Regions from separate parts of the Homo sapiens genome. Here region 2 is linked to region 1. Evidence: chromatin contacts called from ENCODE Hi-C or POLR2A ChIA-PET data. All regions are on one chromosome and are shown on one strand. Each heading gives the region's core, a stretch centred on a gene start or an enhancer-like site at or near the end of the contact. The rest is flanking DNA. Distances are from core to core; before and after follow the strand shown.

Evidence for each region. A loop is a pair of places that touch in the nucleus more often than their neighbours do. ChIA-PET counts read pairs that join two places held with the same protein, here RNA polymerase II (POLR2A). Pooled maps may share reads with other maps.
Region 2: a loop to region 1 is called in a pooled map, with 2.6 times the contacts of the local background. The contact joins two enhancer-like sites. A Hi-C loop is called at or near these places in 1 of 168 maps with a recorded cell type or tissue (naive thymus-derived CD4-positive, alpha-beta T cell) and 5 of 50 pooled maps. POLR2A ChIA-PET finds 5 or more read pairs at or near these places in 2 of 52 experiments (H1 and activated naive CD4-positive, alpha-beta T cell).

Annotation. Positions count from the first base shown.
Region 1 is chr11:2,464,133-2,469,693 of GRCh38, reverse strand. The region is part of intron 1 of KCNQ1 (potassium voltage-gated channel subfamily Q member 1); the gene reads right to left. Among named protein-coding and RNA genes, the nearest start is that of KCNQ1, 22 kb to the right of the region's middle. RefSeq lists an enhancer at 2,289-2,338. Within about 2 kb of position 3,858, at least 5 of the 41 ENCODE cell types and tissues checked have a DNase peak (open chromatin) inside an H3K27ac peak, as active enhancers do.
Region 2 is chr11:2,889,493-2,895,744 of GRCh38, reverse strand. The region is part of intron 2 of SLC67A1-AS (SLC67A1 antisense RNA); the gene reads left to right. Among named protein-coding and RNA genes, the nearest start is that of CDKN1C, 6.8 kb to the right of the region's middle. RefSeq lists an enhancer at 3,111-3,910. Within about 2 kb of position 2,769, at least 29 of the 41 ENCODE cell types and tissues checked have a DNase peak (open chromatin) inside an H3K27ac peak, as active enhancers do.

The DNA.
Region 1 (5,561 bases), core at 2,609-5,108:
TCAAAAAAAGAAAAAAAAAATTGTTTAAAAGAACTGAAGGACTAGCAAGGGATAAGGGAAGGCTTCACAGAGCAGGTATCTGATAGAGGACTTGGTCCAGAATATAGAAACATGTAACATCTCGGCCGGGAGCCGTAGCTCATGCCTGTAATCCCAGCACTTTGGGAGGCCGAGGCAGGTGGATCACGAGGTCAGGAGTTAGAGACCAGCCTGGCCAACGTGGTGAAACCCTGTCTCTACTAAAATACAAATATTAGCCAGTCATGGTGGCGGGCATCTGTAGTCCCAACTACTTGGGAGGCTGAGGCAGGAGAATCACTTGAACCCGGGAGGCAGAGGTTGCAGTGAGCCAAGCAAGATCACGCCACCACACTACAACCTGGGAGACGGAGAGTGAGATTCTCTCTCAAAATAAAGAAAAAAAAAAAAACTCTTGAATTCAATGAAAAACCACCCACGTTTTCTTAACAGACAATTTGACAGACACTTTACCAAAGAAGATATGTGGACAACAACTAAGCAGCTGAAAAGATGACCCCACACAGTGAGTCACCAGGAATGCCAGGGAGGGCCCCGACACACCTGTTAGATTGGCTAAAATTAAAGACCGACCACACCAAGTGTTGACAAGGAGACAGAGGAACTAGAGCTGTCGCACGGAGCTGCTGGACTGCAAAAGGGGATTGCTGCTTTAGAAAACGGTTTGTCAGTGTCCTAGAAAGTGAAGCCCTCACCCACCCCATGACACAGCCGTTCCACTTCCCAGCGGGCTGCAGAGCAGTTCAACCACTTGCTTGCACAAGAGAAGCAAAAGCATTTGCTCGCACAGAGACTCCAGCTATTCCTAGCAGTATCATTTGTGAGAGCCCAAATGGGATACAGCCGCCCACATGTCCATCAACAGGTGCATGGATCGGCAAAGTAGGCTCTACCCAAACAACAGGCCGACACACACAACAGACACACAGCTCAAAATCATGACGCTGAATAAAAGAAGCCAGACGAAACCAGCGTTGGCTGCCAGAGTCCATCCAAATAAAATTCCACAAGGCACAAGCCCATCCATCGTGCCTGATGGTAGGGCAGCAGTGGCCTGGTCGTGGGGACAGGGGGACGCTGTGAGGGTGATGGGTGTGCCCACTCTGCTGATGCTGGCTTCACAGGGCCTCCAAATGTCAGGACTCATGGAACTGTCTGCTTTAAACTGGGGCAGTTTACCGTATGCCAAGCACGCCTCCGTAAAGCTACTTAGAAAAAAAAAGTGCATGCCTGTAATCCCAGCACTTTGGGAGGCTGAGGCAGGCAGATCGCTTGAGCTCAGGAGCTTGAGACTAGACTGGGCAATATAGCAAGACCCCATCTCTACAAAAAATACAAAAATTAGCCAGGCGTGGTGGTGTGCATCTGTAGTCCCAGCTACTCAGGAGGCTGAGGCGGGAGGATCTCTTGAGCCAGGGAGGTCGAGGCTGCAGTGAACCAAGATCACACCACTGCACTCTTAGCCTAAGTGACAGAGGGAGACCCTGTCTCGAAAAATAAAAAATAAACTTCTGGGAATGGGCCTGTGGCCTGTGAAAGGTTGGGAGCCCAGGAGAGACAGTGCATTTTCCGGGCACAGTCTAAGCACGTGGCTAACAGCCCTTTAAGAAGCTGCTGTTATCCCTATTTTACAGATGGGGTAAAGGAAATGCAGAGGCACATGGCCTGCACCCACAGGGCCACTGGGCAGGTCCCCACGCTGGGCCAGCCCATCAGCCTCCCTGCCCTGTCCCTAACCAGGTGGAAGGCAGTGCCTGGACTCGGAGGTCACAGCAGCCCCAGTGCGGGTGGCCCATGCCATCCAGCAGTGCCCAGCTCCTACCCTGCCCCACACCTTGAATCCACCTGGCCTGGGTCTGCAGGGAAGGGATCAGGGGAGCAAAGGGGTCCCCACAGCCCCCATTGCAAGACGCACGCCTGCTGGCTGTGTGCACTGGGCCCGTGTGCCCAGGCATTGACGTGGGGGGCAGGTGTCTCTCACCTCACCTGGGCCAGGCCCGGTGGGCAGCAGCCTGTCCAGCACAAGAGCACCCCAACGCCTTTGCCAAACCCCAGCTCCCAGCCTTCCCCAGCCTGCACCCTGACGTGATCTCAATGGTCCCATGTGACTCGGATTGTGGTTCTCAGCAGAGATACAAAACCACTTCCTGAGGCTGTATCTGTCTCCTGGTGGCTTCTCAGCTGAGCCCCCGGCCACACCATATCCTCTGCAGAAGCCTATATCAAGCCAGGGGACCAGGGCCCCACACCATCCCTGGCTGCTCCAGGGAAGAGGGAGCAGCCTCCTCCGTGAGGACCAAAAGGGTAGAGGCCGACACCGTTGAAGCCAGTCCTGCCCTCCTCCTGGGCCCCTGCCTCCCTGCCGGACACCAAGGTGCCACGAAGGGCGCTCATGGCTCAGCCCACCCCATGGAGCCCTGTGCAATGGGGAGATAAACCCAGACCCCCTCACAGCCCACTTCCACCCCTGCAGAGGCACCCTGGCCCTCACCCCAGGGAGGCCCAGGCCCTCGGACCTGCTGACCAACCCTGCCCGGCTCTCCAGCCACAGCTTGCTCCTCCGACCTCCAGGTCACCTCCTGCCCCTGCCTGGAGTGCCCCCATCTGTCGGGCTTCCCCTGGAAGGCACTCCCTCAGGCTCCCACAGCCCCCTGCAGCCCAGCTGCCCACAAACCCACCCCAAAGCCCCTAGACTGTGGCCAGGTCATGCTCACTGCTGCAACCCAGGGCTGGCCCTCAGAGCAGGAGGCCAGGTGTTCTGGGAGCGGGCAGAGGAGACCACAGAGGAAGAGCGCAGGGGCCAGGCCCTCGCTCTCTATAAACTAAAACTATTATGATCCCTGTTTCCAGATAGGATGACTGAGGCCAAGGGAGGCTAAGGAACATGGAGCTCAGCCCTGTTCTCATGAGGACAGGAAGGCCCTCTCCCTCTGCCCACCTGGCAGGAGGCCCCCTGGACAAGGCTGGCCAGCATATCTGAAGCCTGGCCCCAGGCAGCAGCCTGGCAGCAAGCTCTCCTGAGGACTTCTGGCCTGCTGATGGCTGTGCCCCCGGGCAAGGCTGGCACCACACAGAAGCCCCCGAGCCTGGGCAGATGTCAGTGATAGCATCTTGAACCCCACTCCACGACAGGCCAGCAAGGGTCAGAAGGCTGTGGCTGCCACAGCCAGCAACAGGGGCCAGCCCCTTGCCCCTCTAAGAACCACAGCCCCAGGCCCAGGAGGGGACCCCCAGCACTGTGTTCCCTCAAAACTCACTCTCTTCTGGGAGCCCCCCTCCTCCTGCAAAGTAGGGGACAAACCCCAGCCTGGGGAGGGGAAGTCCCAGCCAGGACTTCTCCCCCCAGCAAGCACCCATCAGGCGGGGCTCAGCCATGTGTCACCTCCCCTTTGGAGATCGCTTCTCCACTCTGGGCCTCAGTTTCCCCAGCTACAAAATGGGGCAGCTGGGCCACAGCCTGCCTGCATCTCCTCCCCCAACAACGAAGGTCACTGTTCCAGCTTCCTCAGCGACACTCCCTAGGCAAAGCCTCAGGAAAACTCAAAAACGTCCCTGAGCCCCCTGGGTGGATGGGCAGGTCCCGGCTAGGACAGGAAGAAGCAATGCCCCCATAGCCAGCCCGAGAACACTCATGCAGGCCCTGAAGGGCGGGCCCCTGGGAGTCGACCTGAGCCGTCACCAAGCTCCCCAAGGAAAGGACAGGGCAGGTCATGAGCCCGGCAGGTGCAGCCAGGAACCAACCACATCTAGACCCGCCTGGCAGCACACAGCTCCTGCCTGCCAGCCAGGCTCCAAATGGCCTTCCAGGAGGCATGGCTGGAGCCCACCAAGGCCCAAGGGGAGCCGTGGATCTGTACCATTCATTGTTCCCAGCCTGCCCGGAACACAGGCTCTACCCAGAGGGACACCAGACAAGGCCACTCCTCCGTAAACCTTCTCCCAGGAAGCTCTGGGAAGCATGCTGGTGGGAGGCAGAGCTCGGCGCCCACCCCTCCCCTCTCCAATTCCACCCCCAAGCAGGCACTGGTACAAGGCACCTAGCGTGAGCAAGGTGTGAGAGGGGCCAGCACGGGGCAGGGGCCGGACAGGGAGCTCTGCTACGCACAAGCTGTGTGACCCTGGGCAAGTGTCCACCCTCTCAGGCCTCTACCCAACCAAGACAAGTGACGAGCTCAGAGGAGTCTCAGCCCTGGTGGGGGCCGTGGTTCCTCCTGACTCAGATCCTGGCTGGCTGGACCTTGGAGGATCACCTAAGGCCACCTGGCTGCAGGAGGCAGTCCGCTGTGGGGACAGTGCACTGCCCAAGAGCTTCCAGCTGCAGCCAGGGCCTCAGGGCCTCACACCTGGACTGGAGGCCAGCCTGGCAGGCCTTGGAGAAGGGGTCACGGTGCCAGCTTGAGCCCAGGAGGTCGCACTGCAGTGAGTGATGACTGTGCCACTGCACTCTAACCTAGGCGACAGAGTGAGACCCTGCTTCAAAAAAAAATAAAAAATAAAAAAACTTCTGGGAAGGGGCCTGTGGCCCATGGAAGGTTAGGAGCTCTGGAGGGACTGCATTTTCTCGGTGCGGTCTAAGCATGTGGCTAACAGCCCCTGAAGGAGCGGCCGTTACCCATTTTACAGATGGGGGAAAGGAAACAAGAGCCCATGGCCTGCACCCACGGGGGCGGCCGGGGCAGCTCCCTGCACTGGACCAGCCCATCAGTGCCCAGAGTTGGTGCCCAGGACCCCAGAGATTGCTGTCTTACTTCCTCGGGCAGGAGGACTTTGAACTACCTTAACACACAGGAAAAGAGAAGAGAAGCGCCCTGTGGACTCCAGCTCCTTCCATCTCTGGGCAGCTCCCCACAGTGGGATCCGCCTCAGCCCCAGCCCACCTAGGAGGGGTCAGCAGAGCCACCCTTTCCTCCTCGCCCAGACTGTTCTTCCCACCAGCATCCCAGAGTCCAACACGGACCATGTAATCCTGGCCCCTGAGAGAAGCTGGAATCTGCCACACAGAGGCACTGCCCACCCCCCCAACTCCTGTCCCCCAGGCCTCCCCAAGGACAGGACATGGGACTCATGCCTGGTGCAGGGCCCAATGTGGGGGCAGCAGCCAGGGGCCAGGAGCCCATGGGACCCTAGCACCATGTGGACCCAGGACCACAGTGCACCTGCCCCCACCCCGGCACTCTCCTAGGTCAAATCACACTCAATTCATTCAGAGTTCTCATCCATGCGATGCCAGAAGACACTCCAGGGACTCCAGAATCCTCTTACCAGCCTCTCCTCACTTATATATTTTAATTTAAATGATCTTTTATTATTTTTAAAAAGCAATATATTTTTAATTAGAAAATTCAGATGAGCAAAAATGAAAAGATTAAAACCCACAGCCCACACCCAGGGGTGACCACGACGAAGGCTTGTTATCTGCTGTCCGGGCCATTCCACACCTGGACGTCCATGTGTTCCGGCCCAGGGAGCGCCTGCGGCCCACTGCGTACAGCTTGTATCTGCTGATGGCAAGCACCGTAGTC
Region 2 (6,252 bases), core at 1,520-4,019, 430 kb before region 1:
CTGGTAGCTGGGACTGCAGATGAATACCACCACACCCAGCTAATTAAAAAAAAATTTTTTTTTTTATAGAGACAAGATCTTGCTATGTCGCCTGGGCTGGTCTTGAACTCCTGGCCTCAAGTGATCTTCCCACTGGAATTACAGGCATAAGCCATAGTGCCCAGCCTCCAGGTCTTTTAGAACCTTCAGAATTCAGTAGGGAATCCAGAAAGAAGCAGGAAGGATTTCCAAGAAGCAAGAGGAGAAGTCGCAAAACCCATGCAATTACTTCTGACCCTTGGAGGCCTCTCAGCTCTCACCTGTCCTCCCTGCCCCTAGACTTGCTGGCAGCTTCAGGGAGCCTGGCTATTTGGTTTCCACCGGGGGCAGCCACACTGGCATCTCAGTGAGGTGTAGCAGCCTCCCTTCCCTGCTCCAGGCACCCTGGACATGGCTGGGTGAGTTTCTAAAACTCTGGTGGTTCCCACCCTGGACCTCTGGTGACACTGCTGTGTTCCTGGGGCAGCCAGCCCTGGAGCCCTGGCCCCTCAGCCCCCACTGGATCATGCCACATTTTGCAAACCAAAGAAGCATGAGAGATAGAGAGCTCCAGCTTCAAGCACTGTCTGCCCTGCACTCATCTTTGGATGGGTCTCTGCCTGTGTCCCCTGCCTGGAATGGTCCCCTTGCCTGTACGTCTCTTCCCTTCCATCCTTGGATCTTGGCACAAGTCGTTGCCCTGAAAATCCCCCGTCCCCTCCTTCATCATACAACCTGGGCACCACCCTGCCTTGTATACTTATTTCTGCTTCTGCCTGCCCACCCGGAAGCCCCTGAAGGCACAGTTGCCCCTGAGGTCCCAGGGAGATATTGCTGAATGGACGGACAGACAGGTGAGGCCATAAATCAGACACCCTTAGTCCAGGCCTCAATTTGACATTTGAGGAGGAGGCACTGCTCAGGCCGCCAAGCCCAGGCCCAGGTGCCCAGACACCCTCAGCAACATCTGCCAGGCTGCCATGGCTAATACCCAAATACAGGGCCCTGCGAGGTGGCTCATGCTTGTAATCCCAGCACTTTGGGAGGCTGAGGCTGGCAGATCACTTGAGGCCAGGAGTTTGAGACCAGCCCAGCCAACAAGGCAAAACCCTGTCTCTACTAAAAATACAAAAAATTGGCTGGGTGTGGTGGCGCATGCCTGTAATCCCAGCTACTTGAGAGGCTGAGGCATGAGAATCGTGAACCTGGGAGGCGGAGGCTGCAGTGAGCCAAGATTGTACCACTCCACTCCAGCCTGGGCAAAAGAGTGAGACTCTCTATCTCAATAAAACCCAAAAACTCCCCCAAAAAGCAAAAACCCAAAAGCAAATACAAATAAGACCCCACATAAGCTCAATTCACTAACTGCTTCAAATTAAAACCTGGGGTAACCCAGGGAAGGGGGCAGCTGTAGATAGGGCTCAGCAGGGGGGCCCCAATCTTAAAATCCCCAGCAGTCAGCATGCGTGCCAGAGGCCTGTGCTTATGACAGGGCCCAGCACTCTGCAGCCAGCCCCACCAGGCTGGCATCTTCACCACTGACCAGGGCTTGCCTGGGTCTGGAACTCTTGAGCCTCAGTTTCCCCATCTGTGAAATGGGGACAACGTTAATCCCTGCCTCACGGGATGCTTGTGAAGATTAGACAAGATCATTTGCACATCAAGTGCATGGCATGAGGCTGCCTGGCAGAAAGGGTGTGCTGCAGTGGCAGCTGGTACTGACCAGCAGCTAGGGGATGGGGCCACTGCTGGGTGCTAGGCACGTGTGCCTCAGTGCTCACTCAGGGCTGGCGTGAAGACTGATGCATGAGAGTCGGAGTGACCTGTATCCCATGGACTGTCCTGAACTCTGACAAAGGTGGGGTTCACTGCCCAAACTGCTCATCATGTAGATAACATTTCATCCTAGGCTTGGCACGGTGGCTCATACCTGTAATCCCAGCACTTTGGGAGGCTGAGGCAGGTGGATCATGAGGTCAGGAGTTTGAGACCAGCTTGGCCAACATGGTGAAACCCCGTCTCTACTAAAAATACAAAAATTAGCCAGGTGTGGTGGCAGGCGCCTGTAGTCCCAGCTACTTGGGAGGCTGAGGCAGAATTGCTTGAACCTGGGAGGCGGAGGTTGCAGTGAGCCAAGATCGTGCCACTGCACTCCAGCCTGGGCGACAGGGTGAGACTCCATCTCAAAAAACAAACAAACAAACCAAACCCCTTTCACCCTGCCTGCCTGTTTACATGGCAGGGGTGTAGGTGCCTTTCCTCCCCGCCAGCCCACATCTCTGGGTATAGAGTGAATGTCCAGTTTTCATTACAGCACAGCTGGAGGGGTGGCCAGTGGCAGCTCTCTGCCCTGCCTGCCCCTCTAGGTTGGAGGGAGAGGCTGATGATGGTGAGGGTAGTGGCATCCTCAAGAGGAAGGCCGCTGTGCCAGGCACATACTGACTTGCCCTTTAAGCCTCATCAGAAGCTTTACAGATGAGAAAGAAGAGGCACAGAGAGGTTAAGCAACTTGCCCAAGGACACACAGCTAGTAAGAGGCAGATGCTCTGCCCAACTCCACAGCCTACTTGTTTGCTGCTGGCCAGGCAGTGCCTGTCCCCTGTTCCCCATACTGTTCCCCTTGCTGGGCCAATGCTGAGGAGCAGGTCTGATAGCCTCCAAGGTGAAGCCAGCTCCTGAGCTGCAGCCCCAAGCCCTGCAGCCCTCTCCAGCGCCCTCCCCTGGGCCCATTCTCTGCTCACTCTCTGAGCTCGGCCTGTGTGCCGCCACCTCCCTAACCACTTCCCCAGCTGCCCTGATTGCTGGCCCCCAGCTCCCAGCCAGAAGCAGGACTATGATTCCTTGTTGTTCCGAAGCAGCCAGGGCACAGTTGTGCTCAGGACTGAAGGGTGTGAGTGTCCATACGTGCCCAGGCAGTGACCACGCGGTGGGCAGGTGCAGGCCCGACACAGAGGCTGCAGCCTCGGGGCTGGCTGTCACCTAGGGGCTCCGGGCAGCAGCGCCAATGGCGGGAACGAAGGCAGAGGGCGCCGGGCTGCCGGCCGGGCCTGCGGGGGGATAGGGCAGGAAGAGGAAGAGGAGGAGCTGGGGATGAGGAGGGAAGGAAGGAGGAGGGAGGGGAGGAGGGGCAGGGGGAGCAGAGAGGAAATGGGGGAGGGGCGGCAGGGCGGGTACCCACCTCTCCGCAGAGCGGGCTCTTTGTCTCCCCTCCCCCACCCCCTGGAGACGGGCGAGGCCCACGTGCTGTTTCCCACTGAGGTGCGAGTGACACCGCCCCACCCCCAGATCCGAGGGGTGTTGGGGTTTGTGAAAAATGCGCTCCTGCCCGCTGCAGCCCGGACAGCCACACTGGGCAGAGCCCCCATCTTACACTTGAGGGGACTCGGGGCCAGAGAGCAAGGCCCTGGCCCAAGTCACCCCCAGGTGTGAGGCATGAATGAGGTGGGTGGGGGTCCTGGTGGCTGTGCCGTTTCGGGACGCCAGGGGGCAGCAGGCGCCCAGCTTCAGCCCTCAGGCTCCAGGCTCCAGTGGGCGGGAGGCTGCTTGGCTTCTGGCTGCCCCTGCGGCTGGGGAAGGGGGCACGGGCAACCTCTTGGTTGAGCATCTACTCTGAGCAGCCCTCGCCTGTGGGGTGCAGCCACCTGGGAGTGTGTTAACCTGGGAGGCCGCCAGGGCAAGCCTGCCGTCACCTCCTGGCCTCTGCGCTCGGTCTGGCCAACTGCCCTGGCTTCAAAGCTCAGCCAGGAGGAGGTGGAGAATGGGAGGGAGGAAGGAATGAAGGAAAGAAGGAAGGAGTTAAGTGTTGGGGGCTCCCCTCCTTCTCTGACCCTGGAGGTCAGTGGGGCGGGACCCCAGCCCAGGGCAGGAGGTGGCTTCACTGTCTCTGACTTGCTGGGGGACCCTAGGCCGGTCACTCCACCTCTCTGGGCCTCAGTTTCCTGCACAGGAAAGTAATAGGATTCAGAGAGGTCACGCCATGTAGCAGGCGCTTTTAACTGACATCTGAAATACAGTCTCCCTCAAGGCCTGGGAAGCCCCTTCACCCCCGAGGGCCCAGTAGGGGTGAGGCTTCCTCAGTAACTGCAGGCCCCTCCTCCTGCAGTGGAGGAGGGAGTGGTGGGGTGCATCTGGGGGCCCTCATGCCACCTCTCTGGAGGCATCCCCACTCTCTGGCATTTCAAATAGGCCCTGAGCTTCTCTGAACGCTGTGGCTTGGGTGTGGAAAGCAGGGTGGGAGGGAGTGGCTTGGAGAGGCTTTGAGGCCCTGGCGCCCCCCGTAGGCAGGAGATGCTGGTCACAGGGGTCTCCCCGAGCTCCAGCAGGAAGTCAGGGGGCTTGGTGGGAAGGGAGATCTGCTCACACCAGATTTGTTTTTCCTGCTGTTTCCCTGATAAAGTGAGCCACTGGGCCTGGGACCCCTGTGTCTGTGTCCTGTGGATTGGCAGGGAGAGGAGGAAAGGCCTGGTGGGCTCAGAGCTGGCTGCAGGGGTGTCTGACATAGGTCCCCACATGTCCTTGAGACCCTCCTCGGTACCTGCTTCCTAGCCCGGGAGCCCCCTTCCTAGCCCAGAAAGGCGCCGTGTGAAGCCCACGATGACCAGTGGCCCTCGGTTTCCTGGAACATTCAGTGCCGAAACCAGCAGTCTCAGGCAGGCTGGGACCAGGGGGTCCCTCTCTTCCAGACCCCAAGGGAAGCAGCCCCTGGTCCCGTTCTGGAGCAGGGGTGACTGTTCCCTATTCCCACTGGGCCTCTCCTCAGGGCCTGCCCAGCTCCGCCCATCGGTTCCTGGGGAGTGAGGACCCCTGGCCGGAACCCCCAGCACAAGGCAGTCCCTGTAATCGGAGCTTGTGCCGCATGTGGCCACGTCACCGCAGGGAGGCCGGCACCTGCGGAGGACGTGCCTGGCAGCCGCCCCAAGAACAGCCTGTCCTGGGGGGCGGGGCGAGCCTTGCGCGCGGGGAACTGGTGCGGGGGAGCTCTCCTGGCCCAGCATGGCCCCCCGCCAAGTGTGTGCTGAGCCGCCTGTTGCGGGAGGGGGGGCCTTGGGTTAATCTGTCACTCCCCATGCCCCTGGGGCCTCTGGGCTGGATGACTCCCCACCCCATCTTATGGATGGGAAGGTGGAGGCTCAGTGGGGGCAGGGAGCTCTGGGGCCTTTGGGGGCACAGCCAGTCAAGCTCCTGTCCAGGGCTGGTCTGAGGACCTGCTGCTGGGTGATGTGGTTTGAGGCCAAAGGGGTGGCCTTTCCAGAGTCAGGCATCCCTGGGCAGGGTTGTACCCTGCACAGATGCCCAGCCCTGGCTCTAGGGCTTGGGGTGGGAGATGTCAGGGGAGATTCCCAGGGCCCTTGACTTCTTTCTTTTCCTGCTTTCTTGTGCCCTCACAGAAGTCCTATGGAGGGGCTCAGGCTGGGTGAAAGGCAGGGCCAACCTCAAGTCTCAGTGACCTCAGGCAGGTGGCTTAACCTCTGGGAGCCTGAGTCCCCTCCCTTGCAAAATGGGCACGAACACACCTCCCTCTCAGGGGTCTTGGAAGGATTAAATGAGGCAACGAGCCCAGCCCTGGGTTAGGGCAGGGCCCTGAGCAGGCACAAGATGAAGGCAGCAAGTGTTGTCATTGTTTATAATATCCCTCTGGTCCTCTCCACAGGGCACCACCTGGGGAGCAGCTGGGGAGGCAGCCGGGAAGGGCACAGACACCTCTTGCAGGGTCCCTGGGGTGCTGTGGGAGGGTGGTACTGCTGAGGGCAGGCTCCGGGTACCTGGAGACTCTCTAGTGGGCCCTGGAACAGCACAGATTCAGATGGTGTCCAGCCCTCACCTCCTACCCACCTTGACCCTGTGCCTGCAATCCCCAGCCCTTTGTGATTGATGGGTGATATGGGGCCCATGGCTCAATGGAACATTCTTTGAGGCCTTCGTTTGTTTGAAGACAGATAGCTCAGGGCCTCAGAACCCAGGGAACAGGCCCGAGGCAGGTTTCACCATGGGTCAGAGGGGAAAGAAGAGCTCCCGGCCTGTCCTTGGTCACTCCCTGATAGGGGCCATTGGCCCACTGGCCGGGTGTCCTGTGTCCCAGAATTTGGGTTCCCTGGGGCTCTGGGTAGGGATTGGGCCTAACCTAGGACGGGCATTCCTAGCCCTGTGAAGCCACCTGCGGCACACATTCCTGATGGGGCCATGAACATGCCGACAAGGCAGCTGTACAGCTGCCACACCCGGGAAGGGGAGGCC